Linked DNA regions of Homo sapiens: region 1 is linked to region 2. A link is a loop called in an ENCODE intact Hi-C map of the cell type or tissue named here. Cell type or tissue: IMR-90. All regions are shown on one strand. Each heading gives the region's core, and the rest is flanking DNA. Links, peaks and the distances in the headings are about the cores only.

The links. Hi-C counts contacts between places; a loop is a spot of excess contacts. Peaks named below come from ENCODE experiments on the same cell type or tissue, not always from the same donor. Only the 100,000 strongest peaks of a DNase experiment are listed, where the experiment ranks them.
Region 1: a loop joins it to region 2, with 6 times the contacts of the local background. A loop is called at or near these places in 1 of 110 quality-filtered maps.

What each region holds. Positions count from the first base shown.
Region 1 is chr9:123,714,915-123,730,562 of GRCh38, reverse strand. All of the region lies in intron 5 of DENND1A (DENN domain containing 1A), which reads left to right. Among named protein-coding and RNA genes, the nearest start is that of DENND1A, 210 kb to the left of the region's middle. RefSeq lists a silencer at 4,779-5,073. In IMR-90, for the core only: a CTCF peak has its summit at 5,964 (motif pointing left); no DNase peak of the experiment used is centred there.
Region 2 is chr9:124,238,194-124,253,841 of GRCh38, reverse strand. No RefSeq gene overlaps it. Among named protein-coding and RNA genes, the nearest start is that of NEK6, 12 kb to the left of the region's middle. RefSeq lists a silencer at 1,358-1,652 and enhancers at 10,290-10,806, 10,807-11,323, 13,889-13,938, 14,069-14,118. In IMR-90, for the core only: a CTCF peak has its summit at 1,957; a DNase peak (open chromatin) is centred at 1,641; H3K27ac peaks cover 573 bases.

The DNA of each region.
Region 1 (15,648 bases), core at 4,228-8,227, 530 kb after region 2:
ATGGTATCTCATTGTCGTTTTGATTTGCATTTCTCTGATGGCCAGTGATGTTGAGCTTTTTTTCATATGTTTGTTGGCTGTATAAATGTCTTCTTTTGAAAAGTGTCTGTTCATATCCTTTGCCCTCTTTTTGATGGGGTTGTTTGTTTTTTTTCTTGTAAATTTAAGTTCTCTATATATTCTGGATATTAGCCCTTTGTCAGATGGATAGATTGCAAAAATTTTCTCCCATTCTGTAGGTTGCCTGTTCACTCTGATGATAGTCTCTTTTGCTGTGCAGAAGCTCTTTAGTTTAATTAGATCCCATTTGCCAATTTTGGCTTTTGTTGCCATTGCTTTTGTTGTTTTAGTCATGAAGTCTTTGCCCATGCCTATGTCCTGAATGGTATTGTCTAGACTTTATTCTAGGATTTTTGTGGTTTTAGGTCTTACATTTAAGTCTTTAATCCATCTCGAGTTAATTTTTGTTTAAGGTGTAAGGAAGGGGTCCAGTTTTAGTTTCCTCATATGGCTAGCCAGTTTTCACAACACCATTTATTAAATAGGGAATCCTTTTCCCATTGCTTGTTTTTCTCAGGTTTTTCAAAGATCAGTTGGTTGTAGATGTGTGGCATGATTTCTAAGGCCTCTGTTCTGTTCCCTTGGTCTATATATCTGTTTTGGTATCAGTACCATGCTGTTTTGGTTACTGCAGCCTTATAGTATAGTTTGAAGTCAGGTAGTGCGATCCCTCCAGCTTTGTTCTTTTTGCTTAGGATTGTCTTGGCTATGCAGGCTCTTTTTTGGTTCCATGTGAAATTTAAAGTAGTTTTTTCTAATTCTGTGAAAAAAGTCAGTGGTAGCTTGATAGGGATAGCATTAAATCTATACATTACTCTGGGCAGTATGGCTATTTTCATGATACTGATTCTTCTATCCATGAGGATGGAATGTTCTTCCATTTGTTTGTGTCCTCTCTTATTTCCTTGAGCAGTGGTTTGTAGTTCTCCTTGAAGAGGTCCTTCACATCCCTTGTAAGTTGTATTCCTAGGTATTTTATTCTCTTTGTAGCAATTGTGAATGGGAGTTCACTCATGATTTGGCTCTCTGTTTGTCCATTATTGGTATATAGGAATGCTTGTTTTTGCATGTGGATTTTGTATCCTGAGACTTTGCTGAAGTTGCTTATCAGCTTAAGGAGATTTTGAGCTGAGACGATGTGATTTTCTAAATATACAATCATGTCATCTGCAAACAGAGATAATTTGATTTCCTCTCTTCCTATTTGAATGCCCTTTATTTCTTTCTTTTGCCTGATTGCCCTGGCCGGAACTTCCAATACTGTGTTGAATAGGAGTGGTGAGGGGGGCATCATTGTCCTTGTGCTGGTTTTCAAAGGGAATGCTTCCAGTTTTTGCCCATTCAGCATGATAGTGGCTGTGGGTTTGTAATAGCTCTTATTATTTTGAGATACATTCCATCAATATCTAGTTTATTGAGTGTTTTTAGCATGTAGGGGGGTTGAATTTGTTGAAGGCCTTTTCTGCATCTGTTAAGATAATCATGTGGATTTTGTCATTGGTTCTGTTTATGTGATGGATTACGTTTATTGATTTGTGTATGTTGAACCAGCCTTGCATCCCAGGGATGAAGCTGACTTGATCGTGGTGGATAAGCTTTTTAATGTGCTGCTGGATTTGGTTTGCCAGTATTTTATTGAGGATTTTCGCATCGATGTTCATCAGCGATATTGGCCTGAAATTTCCTTTTTTTGTTGTGTCTCTGCCAGGTTTTGGTATCAGGATTATGCTGATGTAGCATCTATGTATCTATCAATACTATACTGTCTTAATCGTGGCATCATAGTAATTCTTCAAATCAGATAGCATTAATCTTCCAGCTGTGTTTTTCATTTTTAAAATAGTCTTAGCTATTCTAGTTTCTTTGCTTTTCCACATAAATTTTGCTCTTCTAGTTTCTTGACCTTTAATAGCTATAGAAAATCCCACTGTGATTTGGTTTGACATTGGATTGAATGTATAAAATGACTTGGGTAAAGATGACTGATGCCTGTTTTTTTTTTTTTTTTTTTTTTTTTTTTTTTGGGAGACAGAGTTTTGCAATTGTTGCCCAGGCAGGAGTGCAATGGCACGATCTCGGCTCACTGTAACCTCTGCCTCCTGGGTTCAAGCAGTTCTCCTGCCTCAGCCTCCTGAGTAGCTGGGATTACAGGCATGTGCCACCACGCCTGGCTAATTTTGTATTTTTAGTAGAGACAGGGTTTCTCCATGTTGGTCAGACTAGTCTCTCACTCCTGACCTCAGGTTGTCTGCCCGCCTTGGCCTCCCAAAGTGCTGGGATTACAGGTGTGAGCCACTGCGCCCAGCTGCAAAGATAACCTTTTTACAATATTTGGGTCTTTCAGTCCATGAACATAGTACATCTCTCCATCTACTTAGGGATTCTTTTTTTTTTTTTGAGACAGAGTCTCACTCTGTTGCCCAGGCTGGAGTGCAGTGGTGCGATCTTGGCTCACTGCAAGCTCCGCCTTCTGGGTTCATGCCATTCTCCTGCCTCAGCCTCCCGAGTAACTGGGACTACAGGAGCCTGCCACAATGCCTGGCTAATATTTTGTATTTTTAGTAGAGATGGGGTTTCACTGTGTTAGCCAGGATGGTCTCGATCTCCTGACCTCATGATCTGCCTGCCTCAGCCTCCCAAAGTGCTGGGATTACAGGCATGAGCCACCACGCCTGGCCTATTTAGGGATTCTTTGATTTCTTTCTTTGGTGTTTTGTGGTTTTTGGCATACAGTTCCTACACCTGTATTGTTAGATTTATACCTAAATATTTATTCCCTTTTTTTTTTCTTTCCCTTATTGGTGCTAATATGAATGGTACAGCTAATAATTAAATACTAAGTTTTTATTACTTTCATTCTTGGCTTTCTGAAGGTGTTTTCCTATCATTTAAGGTCTTTAGCAAGTAAAAGATTGTTTCTTGATGTTTGTCCTTTGAGTCATCATCTGTTTATGATTTCACAGCCCTTGCACCATTTTGTAATTATGATGTCAAAGCAAGTAGCTTCAAAGGATACATCTGGAGGATCGGAAAAGTGCTGTTCTCTGGATAGGTGGGTTAGATTTGAGACAGAATCCATGTTTCTTTCCTTGAGTGTCATAGGTGTTTTAGAATTTCTTTTGTTTTGCCTATGAGAATATCATTTAATTTCTTTTACTTCAGAAAATCTAGTTTGAAGTATGGATATTAACTTTTAGCTTGATATAAATGAGGCTCTGTAGTAGGCATTCCAGGAAAAGTGGATGTTTTCTGGCTCTTTTCTCTTAGATGACTAAACAAGAAAACATTTTCTGGGAAAAGAAGAGCAGCTGGTACTCTCATTATATTTCCTTCAGTGGTTCTGTACCATCTCCTGTTCATGTTTTATTGTTGTATACCTTACACACTAGCCAAGTAGAGAGAAGGTATTGTGTTGAATACTTTAATGCTGATCATCCCGTTTAGATCTTGTGACAACTGGGTAAATTACACGTGACAACACTGAGCTTCAGAGTCACCTGACCAAGGTTCTATGACTGCCTGGAGGACATGACTTGAACATAAGCCCTCTACCACAGAGTCCCTGGCCTTTCCCACTCAGCCCCATGACAATAAAATTGGAGAAGACTCTTAGAAGGCAAACTTTTTGGGAGGATAGGATACCTTTGCAAGTCTGCTGAAAGCTCCAGGAACTGTCTCCAAAAAAATGTTTATGTGGGTTTCCTTAAAAAGTTCTATAGACATTATAGGTTTTCACAGAACCCCTTCTGTGGTCTCTGGATCATAGGCTAAAAATCCATATTTAAGATCTTTTCTTCACTTGCTGTTTTTTTCACCATTATTAAGAATTACCCAAGTACTGTATACCTCTTCTATGATACCAGGGAGCAAATTTCACACTACCTATTGTGGGTGCTTGTGTGTGAGCAACTGGTAAAAGCCAGAGGCTCCTCCCTCTATTCTCTTCATTCATTTTTTAATGCTCTGTGCTGTGTACTGGGGATTCAGCTGTGAATAAAGCACTATCCCTGTCCTCAAGGACTTCATGGTCTGGTGCATTTCGGAAATGGTCATTTTTGGAATGGCTAAAGTATGTTCGTGTGATAGGGAGAGGCAGCATGGAGTGTGGTGGAAGAATCTGGATTCATAGTCAGGCTTGGATTCAATGTGAGACACGTTATTATTGAATTATCTGAGGGGCTTTTGTGTCAAGGGAATAATGATGCTAATGCCTACCTTACATCCTTTACAAATGAGAGCTTTTCTTCGTAAAAATGACTTCTTCTGAAAATGAAATACATGTAAAGTCCTGAGAAGAACACTTGTTGCAGACTAGGCCATTAATAAAGGTTGCCCATTATTAAAAATTAACACATTTTATTCAACAAATATTTGAGAGGGAAATCAATGCTGTGAGTCAGGTCCCATTAATAGAGATGGATGTATAAAGTCGTATCATAGTGCAACACAAACTTTGATATTTAAGGTCTGCATTCACTAATGCCCAGTAAGATTTTACTAAAAACTGGTTTAAGTCGTGAGTAGAAATTATATTAGGTTGTGCAGTTTTTCTTACTTACTAAAAGCTGAACGTGTTTTTCTTTTGTTGTTTGTTGTTTACCTGTTAGAATTTAGTTTATAAGGGGCCACGTAGGTATTTCCTCAGGAAGATATCTTCCTCAAGATTTCCATGGCATAATTTGTGACAGAATTAAGTTATGCCACCTTTGAAGTCGGTCACAGCCCGAAAGCACAAGAAGTTGTTTACAAAGGAACCCATCGATTCTCCTTCTTTCTCTGGAAGCATCCGAGCAGTGAGGCCCGTACAGTCTGTTTGGCACAGTGACTGCTCTCAGCTGGCCAGGGGCCCTCCTGCTGCTGGGCAGAGGATGCGCCAGAGCTTTGCTTGCAGCTAAGCAAAGCCTGCCTGCAGTTCTGCTCGTGGTTAACTGCGGCCTTGCAACTGTGTACCACAGCCTACTGGTTTAGTTGCAATCTCTTTTCCTTAATATTTTCCATCTGGCCAACAATGACCTATAAAGACAGACACAAAACAGGGTTTGAATTATAGGGAGTGTGATGCTGAAATGTTTCCAAATCACACTCTAGAACCTGTAGTCCCGGGCAGCTGCCTTTGCATGCGGGACAGAAGGAAACTTTTCTCAAGTTGGTTTGCAAAGCACTGAGTCACATCAAAGACCTGAGCCATTCAGCTTTTAAGTGTTTTAAAAGGCTTCATAAATTCCTTCTCTGTCACTGAATTTTAGCATTTAACTCACAGTTCTGCTACTGATATTGAACATTTTTGAGAAAAATATAATGAGGGTCACAAGAGTGTTTCATATCCAACTTCTAAATTTTTAGCTTTATCTAAAGCTTTAACAATTAGTGAAGCTTGGGCATAATTGGTGTCATTGTGCTCTGAATGGCGTTACAATTGCAGAGATGTTTTACTATAAATTTAGAACTCATTGAAACAGATTTCAAAAATGAGTAAGAGTTGCTTTTGAATTTCTCTTGCTAAGAATTTTCCTGAAGATGCATTTGTTAATGGTTTTGAGCCAGATTGAAATGGTATGCAATAAAGTCATCTCATATTTTTGTATCATTAGAAGCCAATTTAGAATATTTGTCAAAATTAGAATGGAAGTTCAGATTTGGAAAATTTTTTTATCAGCTATCAAAGCACTTGGGGATGATTTGTGTTTTTTACAGCTTGAATCGTTTGAGAATTGCTATTCTTCTTAGTCTTTATTTTCAGAATATCTCTTAGTCTAAGAAAGGCGAGTTGCTTCTCCCTTTTTGGAAGATGACCTGTGCTCAGAGAGGTTATGGTTTGGCTTCTGTGGCACAGCCTTGAAGAGAAAGCTGGGGAGGCCTGGCCAGACATTTTGATGCTCAGACCTCAAGTCCATGCTGCCACCTCCTGTCTGCATCCTAGCTTTCATTTTAAATCAACCAAGCTTTTCTTCAGAAGTCTGCTCAATGACTTTTTTTTTTTTTTTAATTTTATGCTTCTCTGTCCTGTCTTTTATTTCTCTCTTCTCCTCCCCTCTCCTTCCCCTCACTCCAGGTGGTTAACTCTTTGTGCCAAAGTTGAAGTCAGATTTGGCCTGGAGCCAACATTGAGAATTCAGTGTGTCTATTTTTCAGTACCTCTAAAGGTTGAGATTCATGCTGAAGTCTCATTAGGAAATTTAGGTATGTGTGGTTTTAGAAGCTGATTAGATGCTCCACAGATTTGATCTCCTGGATGCTCCCTCCCTTCAGCCTCCCTCAACGAGTTGTGCTTCTTTTCTATTGTGGCTCTCAATTTCCAAGTCTGGGGTTAGGATGAGAAATGCAGGTTAATTAGAGCAACCCAGTTGACTCTAAGAATGGGAGTGAGCACCAAGCATTATGACTACAAAGGTTAGACTAGTTCAGTGTCTTTGAGAAGGGAAGGGAAGAAGGGAGGGAAATTTGGATGTTCTTCTTTAACAAGCTGAGCAGCAAATAAAGATCACACTAGAATATGGTGGGTGTTAGGTATCACCTATTCATTCCTTCAATAAATATTGGTTTAGTCAACATCTACTGCATTATACTATGAACCAAGCAATGTAGTTGACACTGGAGTCAGAGAGATGACATGTCCTTGCAGGAGAGATGGTCAGACTAAAAACCTTGATGTGATAAGGGTATAAAAGCATGAAGCCCTGAGGGAGGTGTATTAGTCTGTTTTCATACTGCTGATAAAGATATACCTGAGACTGGGAAGTAAAAGAGGTTTAATGGATTTACAGTTCTGCGTGGCTGGGGAGGCCTCACAATCATGGCGGAAGGCAAGGGGGAGCAAATCACATCTTACATGGATGGCAGCAAGCAAATAGAGCTGGTGCAGGGAAACTCCCATTTTTAAGGCCATCAGATTTCATGAGACTTATTCATTGTCACGAGAACAGCATGGGAAAGACCACCCCCATGAATAAGTTACCTCCCACAGGGTTGCTCCCATGACACATGGGAACTGTGGGAGTTACAGTTAAAGATGAGATTTGGGTGGGAATGCAGCCAAACCATATCATTCCACCCCAGCCCCTCCCAAATCTCATGTATTCACATTTCAAAACTAATCATGCCTTCCCAACAGTCCCCCAAAGTCTTAACTGATTTCATCATTAACTCGAAAGTCCACAGTCCAAAGTCTCATGTGAGACAAGGCAAGTCCCTTCTGCCTATGAACCTGTAAAATCAAAAGCAAGTTAGTTACTTCCTGGATACACTGGGGGTACAGAAATTGGGTAAATACAGCCATTCTGAATGGGAGAAATTGGCCAAAACAGAGGGGCTGTAGGCCCCATGCAAGTCTACAATCCAGCAGGGCAGTCAAATCCTAAAGTTCCAAAATTATCTCCATTGACTCCGTGTCTCACATCCAGGTCATGCTGATGCAAGAGGTGGGTTCCCATGGTCTTGGGCAGCTCTGCCCCTGTGGCTTTGCAGGGTACAGCCACCCTCCTGGCTGCTTTCATGGGCTGGTATTGAGTATCTTCAGCTTTTTCTAGGCACACAGTGCAAGCTGTCAGTGGATCTGCCATTCTGGGGTCTGGAGGATGGTGGCCCTTTTCTCACAGCTCCACTAGGCAGTGCCTCAGTAGGGACTCTGTGTGGGAGCTCCAACCCACATTTCCCTTCTGCACTGCCCTAGCAGAAGTTCTCCATGAGGGCCCCCACTCCTGCAGCAAACTTCTGCCTGGGCATCCAGGTATTTCCATACATACTCTGAAATCTAGGCAGAGGTTTCCAAACCTCAATTCTTGACTTCTCTGCACCTGCAGGCTTAATACCATGTGGAAGCTGCCAAGGCTTGGGGCTTCCACCCTATGAAGCAACAGCCTGAGCTGTACTTTGGACCCTTGTAGTCACAGCTGGAGTGACTGGGACACAGGTCACCAAGTCCCTAGACTGCACCCAGTAGAGGGACCCAGGGCTCAGCCCATGAAACCATTTTTTCCTCCTAAACCTCCGGGCCTGTGATGGAAGGAGCTGTCGCAAAGGTCTCTGACATGCCTTGGAGACATTTTCCCCATTGTCTTGGTGATTAACGTTCAGCTCCTCGTTTATGCAAATTTCTGCAGCTGGCTTGAATTTCTCCTCAGCAAAATGGGATTTTCTTTTCTATTGTATTGTCAGGCTGCAAATTTTTCAAACTTTTATGTTTTATTTCCCTTTTAAAACTGAATGCCTTTAACAGCACCCAAGTCACCTCTTGAATGCTTTGCTGCTTAGAAATTTCTTCTGCCGGATACCCTAAATCATCTTTCTCAAGTACAAAGTTCCACAAATCTCTAAAGCAGGAGCAAAATGCTGCCAGTCTCTTTGCTAAAACATAACAAGAGTCACTTTTGCTCCAGTTCCCAGCAGGTTCCTCATCTCCTTTTGAGACCACCTCATCCTGGACCTTATTGTTCATATCATGATCAGCATTTTTGTCAAAGCCATTCAACAAGTCTCTAGGAAGTTCCAAACTTTTCCACATTTTCCTGTCTTCTTCTGAGCCCTCCAAACTGTTCCAGTCTCTGCCTGTTACCCAGTTCCAAAGTCACTTCCACATTTTTGGGTATCTTTTCAGCAATGCCCCACTCTACTGGTACCAATTTACTGTATTAGTCTGTTTTCACACTGCTGATAAAGACATACCCAAGAATGGGAAGAAAAAGAGGTTTAATGGACTTACAGTTCCATATGGCTGGGGAGGCCTCACAATCATGGTGGAAGGCAAGAAGGAGTAAGTCATGTCTTACATGGATGGAAGCAGGTAAAGACAGCTGGTACAGGGAAACTCCCATTTTTATAGCCATTAGATCTCATGAGACTGATTCATTATCATCAGAACAGCATGGGAAAGACCTGCCCCCATGATTTGATCACCTCCCACAGGGTTGCTCCCACGACATATGGGAATTGTGGGAGTTAAAATTAAAAATGAGATTTGGGTGGGGACACAGCCAAACCATATCATGAGGTAGCTCACTTTTGTTGGTGGAGATGGGAAATGGGATGAAACCTGAAGAGCAACTAAGAATGTTACCCAGGTGGATGGGGAGGTGGGACAGGAATGGGAGAGAAGGCAGAGCATGATAGGCAGGTTGGACAGCACGGGCAGAGGCCCAGGACCAAGGGAGCACAGTGCTTCTGCAGAGTGGTGGAGCATTCAGTATGCCTGGAGCAGAGGAGAATGGCAGGAAATGAGGCTGGAAGGACCAGAGAGCAAGGACCTCACAGGTCATGTGGTGGCTTTTGGACTTGATCCTGAAGTCAGTGAAGAATGACTTGGAGAATCTTAAGTAAAGGGATGACATAATCAGATTTGTGTGTTAGAAAATCATTTTGGCTCTAGCATAGAGGAACCACTTACAGGTGAAGTGAGAAGTTGTGGGGATCTGCATTGGGGCAGAGAGGGAGGGGAAGAGTGGGTGTGGAGAGTAAGTGAGCAAGCAGGTGAGCTTGCACTCTAAGGCTGAAGACAGTTCTGGGTCAGACACTTGGAGTATCATTTATAATCTGAAAGTTCTGCTTTTCATACCTAATTCCCTAGCATTCTGCTTTTTAAATGATCATGGGATGTTTGATAAATGAATGCATGAATGCCATTTCTTTTAGGTAAAGACTGGTTTACTCTTCTAATTCCATTTTGCCTAAACTAGCCTTGAGTTGTTTGTGTTCCCCAAGTGTTTACTCCCAGCAAGATGGAGGCAGCCCACGCATGCTGGATGGCAGCAGGAAGTCAATCTTGGATTTCAGAAATTGCCATAGATAAGAATCAGCTGCAAATAATCATGGCCCAACCCATAAGAGACAGTGTTGGCAATGATAAAGTTAACTCTGCTAAGATTAGTCTGAAAAGAGTTTGCATGTATTTTGAATAGCCCTGATAGAAGGGTGAACATGTGTCTGTACCAGTTGCTGGGCCTAGTAAAGAGATTGTATTTTGGTGAATGAAAGGATCAGAGGGGCAAATCTCCTGATCCTTTGCTAGGCTGAGCTGGGTCCTCCACTTTGATTACATTTGAAGTCGCAGGCCTATTAATGAGAACACTTTAACTGGTCTCGGACCAATCTTTCTTCCTCTTCTCTTTACCTTTGTTCATTTGGGGCCCCCCTTTTGCCCCCCAGCATGCACAGACCCTCCTCCATTAAAGAATAAGAGCATTTTCCCTCGGAGCCCTGGCTGAGGCAGCTGCCTCTTCTGTCATCCCTCACTCCCGCTGCCCTGTTGTTATCTTCAAGACTTAGCTGGTGGTTGCCAATCTGTTACACCTGCTCTCAGGGGCCCTCCCTGTTTGAATACGTGGTGATGTTGAGCTACATTCAGATGTAGAAGGTTCACTCTTGAAAGAAAAGCTCATGTATTTAATTGCTTATTGTGGCATGGAGGGAACTGGGTAATTGAGTATATTTTCCATTTTCAGTATGGAAATTAAATCAAAGCAAGCCTTTATGATTTGTGGTCGGTACTTAGGCAGCATGGCATGGTGAAAGGAGAGCAGGCTTTGAAGCCACAGACTTGAGTTCAAGTATTGCTATCTTCATTTGCTACAGGTTGAGCATCCCTTATCTGAAAATTCAAAATCCGAAATGTTCTAGAGTTGGAAACTTTTTGAGGGACATGACTCCACAAGTGGGAAATTCCACACCTGACATTATGTGATGGGTTGCCATCAAAATTTAGTCAAAACTTTGTTTCTTGCACAAAATGATTAAAAAATATTCTATAGAAGTACCTTCAGGCTATGTGTTATGAGGTGTATATGAAACATAAATGAATTTGATGTTTAGACTTGGGTCCCATCCTCAGGATTATCTTGCTCTATATATGCAAATACTTCAAAATTAAAAAAAAAAAATCTGAAAACCTTTAACACTTCTGGTCCCAGGCATTTCAGATAAGACAACTCAGTCTGCGATTTAACTGAGCCTGGTATTCACTCTCTTTAAAACGAGGATTAATAATAGCAGCAGAGTCTCAGTCGTTGCAAGGATGATGATTAAACAAGATAATAGATGTCTAAGTGCCAGCTCTGTGTGTGATACCTAGAGAGCACTCCCAGGCGGACAGTTCAGTTCTCTTCGTGATTGTCATCCACGGCAGTGGCAGCCATAATGCAATGGGGAGAGGATAGTCTCAGGTGTCAGAACAGGGTTTGAATCCTGGCTCAGCTGCACATTAGCAGTGTTTGTGATACTGAGCAAGGTACCTCTGAGCCTTAGCTTATCAAATGGGAGTCGTAATTCCTACCTTACAGGGCTACGAAAACTTGGGATAACGTTAACCACTGTGTTAGTCTATTTTCACACTGCCTATAAGGACATACCTGAGACTGGGTAATTTTTAAAGAAAAAGAGGTTTAATGGACTCACAGTTCCTCATGCCTGGGGAGGCCTCACAATCATGGTGGAAGGTCAAAGGCACTTCTTACATGGCGGCAGGCAAGAGAGAGAATGAGAACCAAGCAAAAGGGGTTTCCCCTTATAAAACTGTCAGATCTCGTGAGACTTATTCACTACCACGAGAACAGTATGGGGGAAACTGCCCCTGTGATTCAGTTATCTCCCACCGGGTCCATCCCACAACATGTGGGAATTATGGGAGCTACATTTCAAAATGAGATTTGGGTGAGGACACAGCCAAACCATATTACCACTTGTACAGAGCTTAGCAAGTTGTGGACACTCTGGGTGTAGTCCTTTGTTACTGTTGTCTGGGCTTGCCTTTGAAAAGAACATTGTCCCAACAGAGTCTGTAGTTCCAATGGCAGTTCAGTTTGAGTCCCAAATTTTGATGAGTCTTAATGTTCCTGCAGCCAAGAGAGTCCAGAAGAGAATCGTTCCAGTGTTCTTCTGGACCTGGATCTCATATGAGTAACAAAATGCAAGCATACAATCCTCACTGTGAATCTACAGGAGGCTGTTGTTTCAACTGACTTAAGAAATTTCACTGAGTATGGAAAGGATGTCAGAACTTTAGCCAGAGCTGCAACTATAATCACATTATTTTGCTGCTGCTCAGTGGAGCTAAGAAAGCTTAAGAGTATTACCATCTGGGCAAAGCTAGGCAATGGTGAACTGTGAACTGCTTACCAACTTAACAGAAACTCTTGCTACCTCATTCATTAATTAGGCCTTTATGGCACACCTTCTTTTGGTTGCTTGGCAACCATAATAGCAGTCATTAAATTCTGTCATTTTGTATTAACCCTTTGGCCCTGGGTGGATTGGGAGCCCCCACCTTAACACTAATGCATTTTACATTAGTACGTCTACCTGGGAAATCCCATTCCCTTGACACTTCAGCTATAAAGAGCAAATAGCCAGAGTCCAAAATAGAAAAAGTTCTTTTTTTCTTCACATTAGTGTATGTGCTTTTAAGGCTTTACAAAATGTATCTGTCAGGATGGAGGCCATTTCCCAATTTGCTGACAGACAGACATAACATACACCCAGCAAGATGAAAAGACAGCTAGTTTCCCAGAAAACAGGAGCTGACTGTGACTTCTGTGGGCTTATGGAGGAAGGAGGTGGTGTGAAAACCAGATGGGAGAGTTGTTAAGAGTTGTATGTTTCCAAAATTGCCTTTGTAGCTCCTTTGCAAAAATTTGGACCATGCATGCTGGAGGGATAGGGGGCTATTCCAACTACACACTGTTTAGCATTTCAGCAACTGATTAGAGTGGTAGGGAACAAACTGTGTACTCTGGCAAAGTCTGTGAGGAAATGCAGTGGACACAGGGCAACCTCTGGGAGACTGTCAAGGGCTCCTATGATGCTCTGCCCACTAGGTTACATAAATGTGAACAAGATATAAAAGCCTTACATTAAAATAGGGCTTAGGAATTTAAACTGGAGGTATATCCTCTTTTCTATAATGAGCTAAAATGATTTGAGACTTGTGTAGTATAATTAGAATAATTCCATTTCTCAGAAATATTAATTTTTCTCTTAGTGGAAGAAAACAGGAAGTACGTTAGGTTTTGGCATCAGACAAACCTAGGTTGGAATCCTTACTCTACCCAGTAACTGTGTAATCTTGTACAGTTGCCTTTCTTTTTTATCTCTCTTTCCTTATCTGTAAAGTGGGGATAATCATTCCCCTTCAGAGTATTGTTATAAGGATTAAATGAGTCACATACATTATACGTATCTCCTAGTTAAGGCATGGCCCATGGTATAGACCCCATTCATTCTTTCAACAAACAGGACTGCAGTGGTGATCAAGAACCTCTCCACTCTCATGATTTTACAGTCAAGCTTAGTGTCAGATCCTCTTTGTCCCTCAGTTTACTAATGACGCCCAGAGAGGCTGTCACTTGCCAACTATCTGACCAGATCTGATAGTAGTATCTGGGTTGCCTGGCCACCGGGTCTCTCAAATAAATTTTATATGTAATACTGCTAAGTTTCCTAGGCGCGGTGTGACTATGTATTTACTATTTCTCAGTATATTTTGGGTGGTAACTTTAGAAGGCAAAAGGAAAAGTAAAAAGTAACCACAATTAACTAGTCCAAGTTATTAGTATCAAACTTAAAAACTAGATTAGTCATTTGCACTTAACGGTTCATGTGGTTATAGTAAGGTGGGCCCTGCTAAAAATGTTGGCATTGTTTATTGAGGAGTTTAAATAAAAATTTACTCCCCTTGCCTCTGCCCCGTCAAGCATGTACGTGATACTCACAGCATCTGGGATTTAAAGTGGCTACTGTTTGTTAAAAAAGCAGTAACTTCCCTGAAGGAGTTTTGTGAGTTAGGAGAAGTCACAAAGGCAATTAATTTTGTTCTTCAGAGCAGTACCTCCACTGCATTCGTTTGTACTTTTTGCAAGCTTAAATTATAACCCAGGAGCCAGCCGTACCATGATCCGATTTGATATTTAGTTTTATTTTATTAGTAGTTGTCTTTAATGGATGTCTTGTCATGTAGGTTTCCTGATTATTAGTAATTTAAATTGACTCTGAGAATGAAAGGAAACCACAGGCATGAAACTGATGGACTGTGACTACAGCGGTCTTCCAGCTTTCAAGGCAGCTGTGATGGCTCTGCAGGCTCCCTTGGTTCCCCCCTCCTTCGTCCTTTTAAAGCTTTGAACACTCTTTTAGCTAATGCTGAAAATGAGAGCTTAATACTGTTACTATATGGGAACTTTTAAAAGCAAATGGGCATCCTAAGTGTTCTTTCCTCTTTGAAGGTAAGTGTTATGCATGGGTCTACTCTCTACTTGATCAGATCTAATTTGACCCAGGAGTAGAGATCTGTGAAGATGCTAACTGAAAAACAATGATTGCAGGGAAAATAATTTCCCTTGTTCTTATGCTGTGCCTTTCTACCACTCCCTAGAATTGCTTACAGTATCTTTGTGAAAGGAACAGGTGAAAATTTACTTTTCTTGCCATCTTTTGGTAGTAGCCAAGATCACATGTATCCTAAAAGAGGCTGCTCCCTGGAGTGCTCCAGAGCAGCACAAGTCATGCTGTTAAAGGGCATTTGTTGTGGCTTTAAGATCCAGTGCCTACCCGGGTGTGGTGGCTCATACCTGTAATCCCAGCACTTTGGGAGGCTGAGGTGGGGGGATCGCTTGAGGCCAGGAGTTTGAGACCACCCTGGGCAACATGGCAAAACCCCATCTCTATTAAAAATACAAAAATTAGTTGGGCATGGTGGCGCCGCCTCTCGTCCCAGCTACTCAGTAGGCTGAGTTGAGAGGATCACTGGAGTCAAGGCTGCAGTGAGCGGAGGTTGTACCACCACACTCCATGCTGGGCCATGGGAGTGATATCCTGTCTCAAAAACAAAAAAACAAAAAGCAACAATAAAAAACAGATCCAGTGCCTATAGCATTAATTTCTCTGAGCTCTAGACATATAGTTGATGATCCTGGAGTCTGAGTACTTTAGGTTAGATTTAGTTTAGTTGCTGCTTAACAGCTGCAAACTAGCTCTAGGTAGTTTGCTAAATAACTTTACTCACTCATTCATTAATGAAGCCTGTGTTAAGTGTCTCCTTTGTTCAGTCATTGATGTGGGTGAATGAATGAAGAAAGGAAGTTTTATATGAGTCAGTGAATGAATGAGAGTTGTACTTTCTGTCTTCAGGCAGCTCACAGTCTCTGATAAGATGATCTGACCAAGGCTCTTTTTATGTGAGTGAATTTTAGAACCTCGTGCCAGTGGGATATACTGCCAACCCAGAGTCTATAAATCACAGTTATTTTTTGCAAGAATTGAGTATTCTCATTTGTCTTGCTAATCCAGAAAAGTTAAGTTGTAAACAAAACATTTATTTTTTATTATTATTATTATTTTTTTTGGAGACAGAGTCTCTGTCACCCAGGCTGAAGTGCAGTGGCGCGATCTTGGCTCACTGCAACCTCCACCTCCCAGGTTCAAGCAATTCTCCCTCTCTCAGCCTCCTAAGTAGCTGGGATTACAGGTGCCCGCCACCATGCCTGGCTAATTTTTTTATTTTTTAGTAGAGATGGGGTTTCGCCATGTTGGCCAGGCTGGTCTCGAACTCCTGACCTCAGGTGATTTGCCTGCCTCAGCCTCCCAAAGTGCTGGGATTACAGGCATGAG
Region 2 (15,648 bases), core at 62-4,061:
TCATTTTTTACATTATACAAAATGGGGGTGTCTTGTCTGCTGGGCTCTTCGCCACATACTGATGTCTGGGTGTCCCACCAAGAACTTCCAGGAGAGTTTAAGCAGTTAAGTCACATTTTTAGGAGCAGCAAACCCTGCTGGCTGCAGAAGGAGTTGGGACCCTCTCCACCTCCTCCCCAGCCCTGCCACCACTCCCTGTGTGACCCCGGGCCACTTCCTGCCTAGCACAATGTGGGGATGGGTCTCCAAGAGTCCTGTCAACCTTGACCTTCTAAGATTTCCTGTTACTTGATGACCCGGGGGAATTTCGGTCAGGATAGGGATGTAGGAGTCATCACATCATCATATGGCTCACTTTATAAAGTAGCTGGCTCATTTTTTGTTATTTAACTTAAAAAATGTTTAATTTGTTGCTTGAATAGATAATACTTGCCCACAGTTCAAAATTCAAAAGGCACAGAAGGGGACAAAGTGAAAAGTGTCCTTTCTACCCCTACCTCCCAGCCACCTGGTTCTTATCCCTGGAGGGAGCCAACGTTGCCGAATATATGCTGTCCTAGACAGTGTGTTTTGTGTGGGTGTGTATATATGTATGCACGTATATATGGTCGTGTGTATGTGAATGTATATGTATTTCTTCTTATTTTTTGCTCATATAATAGCATACAATCTACACTATTGTGTATCTTATGTTTTCTTCACTTCTTGGAGACCATTTCCTGTTGGCTCCAGAAAAACTGCTTCCTTTTATATGACTGCATAGTATTCCAAACGATTTGCATTTAATTCACATAGAGGCTGGGCGAGGTGGCTCACGCCTGTAATCCCAGCACGTTGAGAGGCCAGGGTGGGTGGATCACCTGAGGTCAGGAGTTCAAGACCAGCCTGGCCAACATAGTGAAACCTTGTCTCTACTAAAAATACAAAAATTAGCTGGGGGTGGTGGCGGGCAGCTGTAATCGCAGCTACTCGGGAGGCTGAGACAGAAGAATCGCTTGAACCCAGGAGGCAGAGGTTGCAGTGAGCCCGAGACTGCACCATTGCACTCCAGCCTGGGCGACAGAGTGAGAGTCTGTCTCACACACACACACAAAAATTCCACATACAGCAAGCATCTGCTCTGTTTAATCCGCATAGAGCAAACACTCTGTGTACTGTTCTAAGTATTGTGGGAGAGAACAGAAGTTTCAGCCATGGCCCCTGCCCTCAAGATTTTATGGTCTGGTTGGGGACAGGAACATTGGAGAGGAAGAGAAGAGTACTCTCTCCACGGGTCCCCATGCCTGTATATGAGGTTAGCTTTGGAGCTAATTTTTAAAACTCTCTGCTCCAGGCATCTGTAGAGTTGTTTTAAGAGTCCAGACATAGGTTCTTTTGAGACTTGAAAACTCAGTCTGCCTCTTCTCTGCAGTTCAAGTTCCTGCCATCCATTTCCCCACTGTGGGCCTCAGTTTCCTCATCTGTCAAAGGGGGGCAGGCAGCCTCTCTTGCAGGATTGGGGTAGTCGCCTGAGATTGTACTCCTGAAAATGCTCAGTGAAGAGTTGGAGGCTGTGCTCCAAGGCTAGAGGATCTGGGAAGAATGAGGTGGGGCTTGGAGGAATACTTTAAGTGCAGTGTGTCATCGGCTCTTCCTGCCGCAGGGAAGCGTCGGCTCTTCCTGCCGCAGGGAAGCATTTTGTCTTTCATGCGTTGCTGATCTTGTGACAGGCCTGCTAACTGGTTATCTCCTCCTGCCTTTGGCAGTGACTGCTGCCAACTCTGAGTCCTCGCCCGACACGGTTGGAGACCCCACTCCCCAGGTGGTTTCTGGAATGTGGAAAAAAAAGAAGTTATCAAGGATTATCATTCCCACCCTCACTTTACAGATGGGACTTGCTCAAGGCCACACAGCCATCAAGAGGCAGAAATGTACTCTCTGATTTCCCACCTCCCCGCACCTCCCTGAACTTCCCTCTACCACCCGCTCTAATATCTGCTGTTTCAACTAGCAGACTCAAATCCTACGGCCTGCAGGGAGCACCATGAACTGCATATGAACTGCATTTCCTGTCTGTTCCCTTACCTGATACTCTCAACTGCACTTTGAGGTAGAGATTGTTGCCCATTGTACAGATGAGGATACAGACTCAGAGACCACGAATACTAAAATCACAAAGGAGTTGGTGCGATGTCAGTCGCCCAAAGAAACTGTCAAAATCATTGTGCTCCTCAGGAAGAGAGTAGGAGTTTCTGGCTGCTGAGAGGCAACAGACATGGCAATGGGGTATTGGGGGAATGTGATTTTGGCCTTTGAAGGTGTTTTGCAAGCTCACAGTACACTGGGACTCTATCCCCGCTTGCTTTCTGGCACCTGTTCTCTCCTGATGCTGAGTTGAATAGGCCGATCTGTTGCTGGCTTCGTCTCTCTCCTCCCATGAAGCAGGAGTGTTGATGGATATGCCTTGGCTTCCAGCAGCTGCCCAGAGCCTGGCACAGGAAAGACCTAGGATTCATGGTGTGACCAGTGAGCCATATGATGGTGTGATGTTTCTTGCATCCCAATTTTTACTGAAATTCCCCAGGGTCATCGGGTAACAGGAAATCTTAGAAGGTCAAGGTTGACAGGACTCTTGGAGACCCATCCCCACATTGTGCTAGGCAGGAAGTGGCCCGGGGTCACACAGGGAGTGGTGGCAGGGCTGGGGAGGAGGTGGAGAGGGTCCCAACTCCTTCTGCAGCCAGCAGGGTTTGCTGCTCCTAAAAATGTGACTTAACTGCTTAAACTCTCCTGGAAGTTCTTGGCGGGACACCCAGACATCAGTATGTGGCAAAGAGCCCAGCAGACAAGACACCCCCATTTTGTATAATGTAAAAAATGAATCCCCCAACGCAGTGGCCTTTGCAGACACCCAAGGTGACCCTAAAGTTGATCATCCAAAGCAAGACACTTGCAGAGGGAAAGGGGTTGCTGTCAATAATCGCACCTGGATGACAAGAGCGAATGAATCCTTCTGGGAAAACTGGAACTCTCTCCCAACAAAGAATCACCTGTGCCTGCAGGATGGTCCTGGGTGATGCCTACTGTCCTGGCATAATTAATAATAGTACCCCCTGGCTGGGTGCGGTGGCTCACACCTGTAATCCCAGGACTTTGGGAGGCCAAGTCAGGTGGATCACCTGAGGTTAGGAGTTCAAGACCAGCCTGGCCAACAAGGTGAAACCCCGTCTCTACTAAAAATACAAAAATTATCTGGGCGTGGTGGCACGTGCCTGTCATCCCAGCTACTCGGGAGGCTGAGGCAGGAGAATCGCTTGAACCCGGGAGGCAGAGGTCACAGTGAACTGAGATCATGCCACGGCACTCCAGCCTGGGTGACAGAGCGAGACTCCATCTCAAAAAAAAAAAAAAAACCCAAAACGACAAACAAACAAAAAAAACAGTGCCCCTTTTCACACTCACAAGTGGCCCGGATCAGATAATAAATCATATGGCCACCCTGAATTTCATGTCACATGAAACAATTACAGGCAGGTGACTAAATACAGGAACAAACAGCCTCTCACTCATTCAGGCACTGAGTCCTGCATGTAGGTAGCACCAGCACCAGCTCTCTGATGTGAGTATCCATGTCTCAGGTGAGAAAACATGCACAGGAGAAAACTGATGCTCAGAGAGATTAACCAGTTTGTCTCAAACACACTTTGTTGTTTTGTTTTGTTTGTTTGTTTTTTGAGACAGGGTCTCACTCTATTGCCAGGCTGGAGTGCAGTGGCGTGATCATAGCTCACTGCAGCCTCAACCTCTCAGGCTCAAGCAATCCTCCCACTTCAGCCTCCCAAGTAGCTGGGACTACAGGCATGTACCAGCACACCCAGCTAATTTTTTTTTTTAAGACAGAGTCTTGCTCTGTTGTCCAGGCTGGAGTGCAGTGGCATGATCTTGGCTCACTGCAACCTCTGCCTCCCGGGTTCAAGCGATCCTCCTGCCTCAGCCTCCCAAGTAGCTGGGATTACAGGTGTGTGCCACCACACGCAGCCAATTTTTGTATTTTTAGTAGAAACAGGTTTTGCTACGTTGGCCAGGCTGGTCTCAAACTCCCAACCTCAGGTGATCCACCCGCTTCTGCCTCCCAAAGTCTGCGATTACAGATGTGAGCACCACGCCCAGTATATTTTGGTATATTTTGTAGAGATGAGGCTTCGCCATGTTGCCAGGCTGGTCTCTAACTCCTGAGCTCAAGCAATCCACCTACCTCAGCCTCCCAAAGTGTTGGGATTACAGGCATGAGCCACTGCACCTGGCTTGAGCACACTTTGTAGCAGGATGTCTGACAGGCTCAGAATCTGTGTTCCTATTTTCCCTGTGCTACCAAGCATGACGGGATAGGGGAATAAATGAACTGAGTCCACTGGGTCCCACCCTGGCCACATTTCTTCTCCAGGTGTCCAGGTAACCCCTTGGCTTTGGAGATGAGTGAGGGGGCCCAGACACCCTTCCTGAAACTCCTGGCTGATGTGGCTGGAGTGAGTCTCTCTTGTGAGCTCGAGGCCTCCTCTGCATGCCCAGTAGGGCTGGCTGCTCTCAGAGCAGATGGAGGCAAGAGGCCCCTTGGATTTGGGGCCGATGACATCATCTGTCCATCAACCCCAAATCCCAAATGTGAAGCAACTGTTCTGAAGGAAGAGGCAGGCATTTGGTTGTGGGTTTCTCAGCCCTGGCCCTGGTTGGCTGGGAATGGGTGTAATTTTTCCAGGCATCAGGACACGCCAGGCTTGTCTTGGGGGGTGGAGTGGGGAAAAGGAACCAGAGGAGAAACCTGGCAAAACAGGTATGGGAGCGGGTAGGAAGAGGGCAGGGGCAGGGAATCAGAGAAGATTCTTCAAGAAGGGGCTTGCCAGGGTCTGGGTACTGCTACTCCCTCCCCTCAGCCCCAAACCTGCCCTCCATACCAGGACTGTAAGTGGCCAGGGTCTAACCCATCATCAAGAAAGAAAATTAGGGCTGGCATGGTGGCTTATGGCTGAAATCCCATTGCTCTGGGGAGCCGAGGTGGGAGGGTGGCTTGTGGCCAGGAGTTTGAGACCAGCCTAGGCAACATATTAAGGCCCCATCTCTACAAAAAAAAAAAAAAGAGAGAAAAACAAAAGAAAAAAATAAATTAGCTGTGCATAGTGGCACGTGCCCGTGGTTCCAGCTACTCGGGAGGCTGAGGTATGGGGATCACTTGAGCTTAGGAGTTTGAGGTGGCGGTGAGCTATGATTTCGCCTCTGCTCTCCAGCCTGGGCGACACAGTGAGACCCTGTTTCAAAAAAAAAGAAAGTCCCCTTCCACCATTCAAATGGTATTCTGAGGGACCTGGTTGGGGGTTGTGCTTGCTGTTTTGGGGTGATTCCCCTGAAACAGGATGAGTGGCTAGAGAGGCACACTGGAGGAAAGGCAGTAAATGTGGGGCTCCGGAGCCCTCAAAGAAGGAGGCATGTGTGAGCTGCATGGCTCAAAGCTGCAGACTTCAGGATCGAGACGAGTTGCTCAGGCAGGCCCCTGGGATAGGTGGCCATTTGGCCATATACATTCTGCCTGCAGCCTGTGGCCAAATACCACAACCACTGCTCTGCAGTCAGCACCCCCAGAACTGGACTGAGGCCAGGGAGTCTTGGCAGAGCCCCAGCCTTGGAGCCAATCAGACCAGGGTTCAAAGCTTGGCTCTGCCACCTTCTAGCACTATGGCCTTGAACAAGTCACTTTACTTCTCAGAGCCTTGGAGCCTCATTAGGAAACTGTAGGTGTTAACATCTTTCTCACCAGGTTACAGTTCTGTATGGGAAGACACTGAACCAGCATGTGGCTGAAATAATATCAATACCAATTGTTCATCAAGCTCAGAGCCTAGCACTTCACATTTTCCATACGTCATCTCATTTCATTATTCCAACAAGCCTATGAGGCGAGTGTCAGGGTTATCCTTTATAGATACATAGATAGCTGGGAATTTGCCTCAGTTTCCCCACCACACACACAGAAAAAGTTCAGAGAGGTAAAGTGACTCGCCCAAGGTCACACAGTTGGGACGTAGGAAAGCTGCAATTCATAGCAGACATGCAGATACATTTGGCTAGCACAGCAAGCCCCAGAGTCACTTATTTATTTATTTATTTATTTATTTATTTTTTGAGACAGAGTCTTGATCTGTTGCCCAGGCTAGAGTGCAATGGTGTGATCTCAGCTCACTGCAACCTCTGCCTCAGGGTCAAGTGATTCTTATGCCTCAGCCTCCCACGTAGCTGAGATTAGAGGTGTGAGCCACCACATCCGGCTAATTTTTGTATTTTTGGTAGAGGCGGGATTTCGCCATGTTGCCTAGGCTGGTCTTGAACTCCTAGCCTCAAGTGATCTGTCCACCTTAGCCTCCCAAAGTGCTTGGATTACAGGCAGGTGTGAGCCACCCTGTCCCACCTCCAACATTAATGTTAAAATAGAGATCATTAAGACTGACAAAACAGACTCTTAGTAACAACAAAATACCAAATTATAGGCCGAGTATCGTGGCTCACGCCTGTAATCCCAGCACTTTGGGAGGTCAAGGTGGGTAGATCACTTGAGGTCAGGAGTTTGAGGCCAGCCTGGCCAACATGGTAAAATTCCATTTCTACTCAAACTACAAAAAGTAGCTGGGTGTGGTGGCACGTGCCTGTAGTCCCAGCTACTTGGGAAGCTGAGGCAGGAGAATTGCTTGAACCAGGAGGCGGAGGTTGCAGTGAGCCAAGATTATGCCACTGCACTCCAGCCTGGGCAAAAGAGTGAGACCCTATTAAAAAAAAAATTATAAACAAGACTTAAGGCCATCCCAGGCTCGGGTTAAGTCAAATACCCTACAGTTAAAAAATAAACTGTGTTTTAACTGCCACAAGCTTTGTCTTTTTCTCTGACAACTAAACAAACACCGGCCTCAAAATAACATTAATATTAAAACAATTGCAATTCATCCAACTCACAAATACTGACTTACTGGTCCACCAACCACAACTACAACTTTCACTAGACAAGAGACTAACTTCAGTAACTTTCTCCTGATAAAAAGACCACCGACTGTAGACGGGCCCTGGTAGGTTTATGGAGATGGTACACTTGTGTGCCTTGTGTCCCGAAAAGACCTTTTGACTTATAGGGCCTAATTATAATACATTTAACTGTTAAGTCTCCATCCCGAAATGAACATGGGTCCTATGTTACATACCTGTTTGTTCAATTCACATGTGTCATGACCACCTTCATAAATATTCTTTTGTAACCTGTTAAATATATGTGTTTTTAGGCAACCTGTTTAGCATCAAGCATCTACCCCAACCCCTCCTCCTTCGAAGTAACAGTCTCTGGTCTTATCCAAAGACACATTTCCCTGCTTGTGGGATGGCCCCTTTGCAGGCTGTAACTCTTTATAAGAAACAAAGTCTCCTCTCCTTTTCCAAATTTATACATTGTAATTTTTTTTTTTTGGTTGACTACCATAATGATCCCCTCTATCACTTCTTACCACTGAAAAATTCCATATCATAGGCCAGGCACGGTGGCTTACACCTGTAATCCCAGCATTTTGGGAGGTCGAGGTGGGCGGATCACGAGGTCAGGAGATCGAGACCATCCTGGCTAACACGGTGAAACCCCGTCTCTACTAAAAATACAAAAAATTAGCTGGGCATGGTGGCGGGCGCCTGTAGTCCCAGCTACTCCAGAGGCTGAGGCAGGAGAATGGCATGAACCTGGGAGGTGGAGCTTGCAGTGAGCCGAGATCGTACCACTGCACCCCAGCCTGGGTGACAGAGCAAGACTCCGTCTCAAAAAATAAATAAATAAAATAAAAATTCCACACTATAGGCTTTTATGTATTTATTTATTTTTATTTATTTTGAGATACTCTCACTCCATCACCCAGGCTGCAGTGCACTGGCACAATCTCAGCTCACTGATCCATCTCTTGGGTTCAAGTGATTCTCTTGCTTCAGCCTCCCTAGTGGCTGGAATTACAGGCATGCACCACCACACTCAGCTAATTTTTGTAGTTTTAGTAGAGACGAGGTTTCGCCATGTTGGCCAGGCTGGTCTCAAACTGCTGGCCTCAAGTGATCCACCCGCCTTGGCCTCCCAAACTGTTGGTATGACAGGCGTGAGCCACCGTGCTCGGCCATATAGGCCTTTATTTAAAAAAAAAAAAACTGTCACTTGAGGTCAGGAGTTCAAGACCAGCCTGGCCAATATGGTGAAACCCCATCTCCACTGAAAAAAATATATATGTACAAAAATTAGCTGGGTGTGGTGGCACATGCTTGTAATCCCAGCTACTTGGGAGGCCGAGGAAGGAGAATCACTTGAATCTGGGAGGTGGAGGTTGCAGTAAGCTGAGATTGTACCACTGCACTCCAGCCTGGGCAGCAGAGACTCCATCTTAAAAACAGATAAATAAATAAATAAAATAAATACAAAATAAAAAATAAAATCCTTCATTTGTAGAGTTTGCTGATTTCTGTGGTGTAAAATACTCCTACCATGGCTGGTATAAAGCTCCCAAAAACAACTCCCAAATATTTAATAAGCAGCTCTTATTTAGTAATCAGCTCCTGCCCACCAATGCACACCAGTTCTAGCATACCACTCACTGGTCCTATCTATCCCCCTCTCAGGCTCCATAAAGGAATGACCCTGGTCTCAGAGCCTTAAGATTCCATTTTCCTTTGCTGGGGAGAAGGAAGGCTGCCTGCACTGAGCACTCACTGCGTGCCAGGAATGAGGCTGCTGCATCCCAACCTGGGACCTCTTTGAATATTTACAACAACCCGTCAGTGAAGGTATTATGATCTCCACTTAATAGATGAGGAAACTGAGGCTCAAAAAAGTAGCATAGGCCAGGCACGGTGGCTCACACCTCTAATCTCAGCACTTTGGGAGACCGAGGCGGGTGGATCGCCTGAGGCCAGGAGTTTGAGACCAGCCTGGCCAACATGGCAAAACCCCGTCCCTATTAAAAATACAACAATTAGCTGGACACGGTGGCGGGTGCCTGTAATCCCAGCTACTTGCGAAGCTGAGGCAGGAGAACAACTTGAACCTGGGAAGCGGAGGTTGCCATGAGCCGAGGTTTTGCCACTGCCCTCCAGTCTGGGCAACAGAGTGAGACTCCATCAAAAATAAATAAATAAATAAATAATAAAAATTAAAAAGTGACTTTGACTGGGCGTGGTGGCTCACACCTGTAATCCCAGCACTTTGGGAGGAGGCTGAGGTGGGAGAATTGCTTGAGCCCAGGGGTTTGAGACCAGCCTGGGCAACATAATGAGGCCCCATCTCTACGAAAAACATAAAAATCAGCCAGGCATGGGGGTGCACACCTATAGTTCCTGCTACTCGGGAGGCTGAGGTGGAAGGATTGCTTGAGCCCAGGAGGTAGAGGCTGCAGTGAGCTGTGATCATGCCACTGCACTCCAGCCTCGGTGACAGAACAAGACCTTGTCTCAGAAAAATACCACAAAGAACAACAACAGCAAAGTAATGTCTGCTAGCCAAGGTGGCCCAGAAAGTAAATGTCAGAGTCAGGACTCGAGGCCAGGTCTGTCTGATAAGACCCTTTGCACTGAAGCACTCTGCCTCAGGAGATCTAGGGCTGATACAAGCAAGTTTTGTCTTCTTTCTGAACCTCGATTTCCCCATCCATAGGGAAAAGAATTGGACAAATTAATTTCTAAAGATCCTTTTGGGCCTAGTGAGCCATAATTTTAAGACTGCAAGAGTGTAGTGAAGTGGGGACGGGCTTACATCAATGGAATGAATAAAATCCCCAAGGGAAGAATTTCACTAGTTAACCAGGGAGAAGGGTGCAGGAGTGGCGATGCTTCCAACTGTACGTGGCCATATACACTTGGGAGGTGATGTGATACTGTGAAACCAGCCTGGGTTTGAACCTCTACTTCATGGCTGTGTGGCCAGGATTCTTTTTTTTTTTTTTTTTTTGAGACGGAGTCTTGCTCTGTCGCCCAGGCCGGAGTGCAATGGCACGATCTTGGCTCATTGCAACCTCCGCCTCCCGGGTTCAAGGGATTCTCCTGCCTCAGCCTCCTGAGTAGCTGGGATTACAGACGCCCGCCATCACTCCCAGCTAATTTTGTATTTTTAGTAGAGACAGGGTTTCACCATGTTGGCCAGGCTGGTCTCAAACTCCCTACCTCAGGTGATCAGGGCCTGAGAGGGGGATAGATAGGACCAGTGGTATGCTAGAGCTGGGGTACATTGGCTGGCAGGAGCTGATTATTAAATAAGAGCTGCTTATTAAATATTTGGGAGTTGCAAGGCAGTTGTTGGGAGCCATTACTTAATCCTAGTTCACCTCTCTGTTTTTGGTTCTGCTAGTAGTCTGCCCTATTGTTCTAGAAGCCTAAAGGGACAGTAAAGGGTCCCAGTATGAAAACCTTTGTACCTGGTGTATGTGACAAAAGATCTTCCACCTTTACAAACTATCGTGCCATCTTTCCTTTTCCATCTCCCTAAGTGGGTTTGGCAAGAGCCAGTGCTTTTTGCTCCCTGGTCTAGAAGTCCCATAAGCTGAAAGGGGAGGGGGAGGCCTGCGGTTTCTCTTTTCAGCAAAGGCAGAAGTCAAGCCCCTCACTCTCCCCCTCACCGTCTGGGCCCTTCTCCCTCTGGCCTGCACCGGCTGGTTGGTCATCTCAGGTTTCTGGAAGCCTGTGTTCCCAGAGGAGGCATTAAAGTTGGAGGAATGCAGGCCCTGTGAGTGACGCGTTAAGGAGGCTGTGCAGAGAAGCAGTCTGGGGGAGAACCCCCCCCAACTCCGCCAGCTGCGTCCCAGCCCTCACCGGAGAGGAAGAGAAAGGAAGCGGAAAGGAAACTGATCCAGCAGGCTCTCAGAGGACTTCCTGCATTCGTGTGTGGGAGGGGTGGGAGGCAGGAGGGCTTAGACCATCTGGAGGAGTATGAAGGCAGCGGTTCCTCTGGGGGCTTGAAGCAACCGTGGACCAGGGTCCCAGAGCAAAGGCGCTTGCTGGTTAAGATGGCAGGGGATGAACGTTTACTAAGCAGCTACTGCCTTCTAGGCATCGGAAAAGCGCCTTTACTTTCCTAACCCAACTCTAAGAGTGCCTTCCTGCTCCCAGCCGAAGACCAGTCTCTGCAGGAAGTTATAACCAAGAAAAAAGTGAAGCAGCCAACCAGCGTGCAGAGGCATAAGGTTACAAAACGTATCCAGCCCCAATCCAGCTCCCAAACTGCTGCAAAGCAAAGCTGCTCTTTCCTGAAGTTCACCTGGGACCCAGAAGAGGGGAGCGAATCGGTACCTCCCGCAGAAAAGCCTCCCAAAGCCTGCTTGGGCACCACACCCTCTCTCCAAAGATTGCGCCTCCTGGCACCTGCTCACATCCCTCCTCAATCGTGTCCCGCTTCCGCCTCTCCATTTCAATTTCTGAATCTCCACTCATCACCAGGGGCATCATAAACTCTGGTTTCCTTAGGACAGCCCAGGTTTATGGCTGTTTATTACTAACGGTGCCCCCTTTCATGCTCAAAGTGTCCTGGGAGAACAATCAATGATACAGCCTTCCTCCTCACTCACCACTGACCTGCAGCTTCTGCAAAAGTCCGGCTGCTGAGAGATTCTGCAAGCAGAGGGCACCTCATAGGAGGTGAGGGCGGAAGCAAGGCTCTCTACCACCTCCTTTTACTATTTTGTCTCCAGTCCCCAGAGTTTTTTCTTTTTCTTTTCTTTCTTTTTTATTTTTTTTTATTTTTTATTTTCGAGAGGCGTTTCACTCTTGTCACACAGGCTGAAGTGCAATGGCACGATCTCGGCTCACTGCAGCCTCCGCCTCCTGGGTTCAAGTGATTCTCCTGGTTCAGCCTCCTGAGTAGCTGAGATTACAGACATGCACCACCATGCCCAGCTAATTTTTGTATTTTTAGTAGAGACGGGGTTTCGCCGTGTTGCCCACGCTGGTCTTGGACTCCTGACCTCAGGTGATCCACCCACCTCGGCCTCCCAAAGTGCTGGGATTACAGGCGCGAGTCACTGTGCCCAGCTGCCCCCCCCCACCAGAGTTTTTCATTTATTCCATTCAACGCTAATCTCACCAATCAATTCCTTGTTTTGTAGATGGGGAAATAAAGGCCCAGAGCTTAGCACTTGGTCCAAGTCAAACACCCAGTCCATTTCCAAAGCAGAGATTCAAACTCAGCTCTGCCTGAATCTGAAGCCCTCACATTCTCCATGATGCCAGGTCAGGGAGGCTGGCAGAACAGGATCAGCCTGGGACATCTTCCATTTCCAAGGAAGCAATCAACAGGGTCCCCATGCCCAGAGGGGTCTGTGCCTTGCTCAAGGTCACAGCTCATCAGCAGCAGAGCTGGTGCTAGAACTTGACCCTTAAAACATCCCTGAGTTTTTCCTGAGCTAACAGGAGGCCTCAGTGCCACTCTAGGGGGAGGACTCAAAGCCAGGGAAGCTCAGGGAAGCTCAGGTCACCAGTGTCTCCACCTCCCACTGATTTGATCCCACTCATACATCTGAGCATTGGCCTCAGTTTCCCCACTCAAAAGGCTCTCTAGAGCCCCTTGGCTGAGCCTCTCTTCCTGACCCACCTTGCCAGCCCCTCTCCCAAGAGAATGGAGCCTGAGCCTGGACCCCTAGTAAGAGCTCTGCCCCATGTAGATGTCGTGGACCTGGGAGAGGAGGCGTGTCCAGACCCTGAAAACTCTCACTGCAGTGCCTGTTCAACTGGGTCACCAGTGTGGAGTGCCACATCAGAGAAGTCCTAACCGTGTCTCCCAAATGTAGTGGCATTCGAGACCCTCTCTGCTCTCATGCCCCACCTTCCCCCAACACATCTTATGCTCCAGCCGTGGTTTTTCCTGTCACCAGGATTGAGCACGTAGTGCTCCCTTTGCCTGGGGTGCCCTTTCTTCCCACTTGTCGAAAGAACTCTTATTCATCCGCCAGCACCCCAATCAATGCCCCTTCCCAGGGCATTCATCATCAGCTGGTAGACACTGGTGGGTGCTGTGGATTGTTTACAGCCAGTGTCCTTTCTGATTGGTCAGTGACTGTGACAAACAGGTTATTAAAGATTTAAACTCTCGCCCCCAGTCTCTGTCCCTGTGGAGTCTTCCCTGACCCCAGGCAGGATCCTCCTTCCCTTTTGGGGCCCCTGTGTGTCCCTTTGCTGCAGCCCTATCCCACGTGTGGCTCTGCCTGCTTAGGCTCTGTCCTCCTCCCTAGACTTTGTGCTCCGGAAGGGCAGGGACCATAACTGGTCCATCATGGTAGCTCCCCAGGGCCAAGCCAGTGCCTAGGCCAGAGCACTAGCACTTTAGGCACAGGTTTTACTCCTTGGAAGGGGGCTTCTAGAAGCTAGAGGAATGCTGAGAAACCTCCTAACAGCTCCCACTCCCTGATGAGAGGTGTTTCCTGTGGACTGGCCCCTTCCATAGGATGATGGTTGATCCCACTTTACAGATGGAGAAACCAAGGTGCAGAGAAGTGAGGGACATTGGCCAAGGTCACACAGCAAGTAAGGGATGGAACCAGGATTTGAACCCAGGTGTGAATCTGAAGTTCCTCCTCTTCCCATGCAGTCTCTTTGAATCCCAGGCAGCTATTTTTGGGCAAGGAAGATCAGTCTTAGCTCAGGGGGCTTTCCCAGGGCCTCCAGTACCCCTGCTCAGGATAAGGATAGGGGAACGATGGCCACTGATTTCCTCCATCAACTCACAGGGGCCCAGGCCGGGAAGGCTGCACAGGATGGACTGACCCTTTTCTCTGATCCCCACTCCTCAGGCCTCTAAGCCAGTCTTGGCCTTTGGCTGTCCTTGGTGTAAATTCCAGATAGGGATACCAGGAAGCAGTTCTGCAAAAGATGTGGGACTTTCCAAGACAAACCAAAAAGAGAAGACAGGAATGTCCCTCCCACAGGGTCACATTAGCACTGCCCACTGAGAACATCCTCTCTAGCCCTGTTACCCCCCACATGCCTGGCTCTTGGTTGCTCTCAGGGGGACTTCACAGTGGCTTGGTGGAGTCAGCCTCAAGACTTGAGCCATGAGATTTGGGTTCCAATCCTAGCCCCAGGGCTTGACTTGCCTGTGGCCTTGGTCAGCCACTTTACCTTGTTGGTAATTGCAGGCTTTGCCTGTGAGTGAAGGGATTGCTGGGGAAATTAAATGGAATAATAAGTACCAAGTGCCAAGTGCGTGACACAGGGTTAATGTTCCCTCCATACATGGGGATCGAGTGACACTCTAGAACATCTCTGGTCCTCCTCCCCTTCCCTGCCAATCTTGGTAACCTACAAATTCCCCAGGGAAGAATACCAAGTCTTCTTGCTTTAACGTGATCTGGTCTGACCTTCAGTCTCTGTGGGCGGGGAAAACACAGTTTCCCCTTTTCTCTGTAGTCTGGAGCCTGCCCTCTACAAGCCCACGTGGGAGGCCCTGGGCTTCTCTTAGATGAGATTATTGCGCAGGAGAAAGTCCCTGTACCCTTAAAACCATAGAAACTTGAGTCCTGCCACCTTCACCTCTATGCGGTTTGGACTCACACTTTTCAGAACTTGGTTGAGCTGCAAACCCAATCTATAAAAATTCCAATTTATTCAACACAAAGGCACACCAAAGGATTCACTGCTGGCTTCTTTTCAATAGTCAGCTCCCTTGCGTGTATTGTAAATGGGTCTCCTTTTATAGAACTTCAAATTCTGGACAACTTCTTAGATGCCTCTGTAGGGCCAACTAAGGTATAGTCTACCTGAAGTCCAGCCACATTCCAGCAGCCACCTGAGCAGACGTTTCAAATGGAAGCTTCTACCCTCAGCTCTACAGATCACAAAGCCAGCTCACACCTGGAACCACACTTGTGACTAAAGGGTTTTCTTTTAGGGTAATGAAAATGTCTTGGGGCTGGGTGCAGTGGCTCATGCCTGTAATCCCAGCACTTTAAGAGGCCAAGGCAGACACATCAGTTGAGCCCAGGAGATTGAGAGCAGCCTGGGCAACATAGTGAGGCTCCGTCTCTACAGATAATTTAAACATTAGCAGGGTGTGGTGGCACACACCTGTGGTTTCAGCTATTCAGGAAGCTGAGGTGGGAGGATTACCTGTGCCTGGGAGGTTGAGGCTGCAGTGAGCCGCGATTGCACCACTATACTCCAGCCTGAGTGACAGAGTGAGAACTTGTCTCAAAACAAAACAAAACAAAAACCAAGAAGAAAAGAAAAGAAAAAAAGAAAATATCTTTTAATTAGACAATGTTGTGCTGGTTCCACGCATTGCGAATGTACTGAAAACCACTGATTGTACACTTTAAAATGATTGAACCAGCCCAGCGCGGTGGCTCACGCCTGTAATCCGAGCACTTTGGGAGACCAAGGTGGGAGATCACAAGGTCAAGAGATTGAGATCATCCTGGTCAACATGGTGAAACCCCATCTCTATCCAAAATACAAAAAATTAGCTGGGCATGATGGAGCACTCGAGTCCCAGTTACTCGGGAGGCTGAGGCAGGAGGATCGCTTGAACCCTGGAGGCGGAGGTTGCAGTGAGCTGAGATCGCGCCATTGCACTCCAGCCTGGCGACAGAGCGAGACCCGTCTCAAACAACAACAGCAACAACAACAACATCA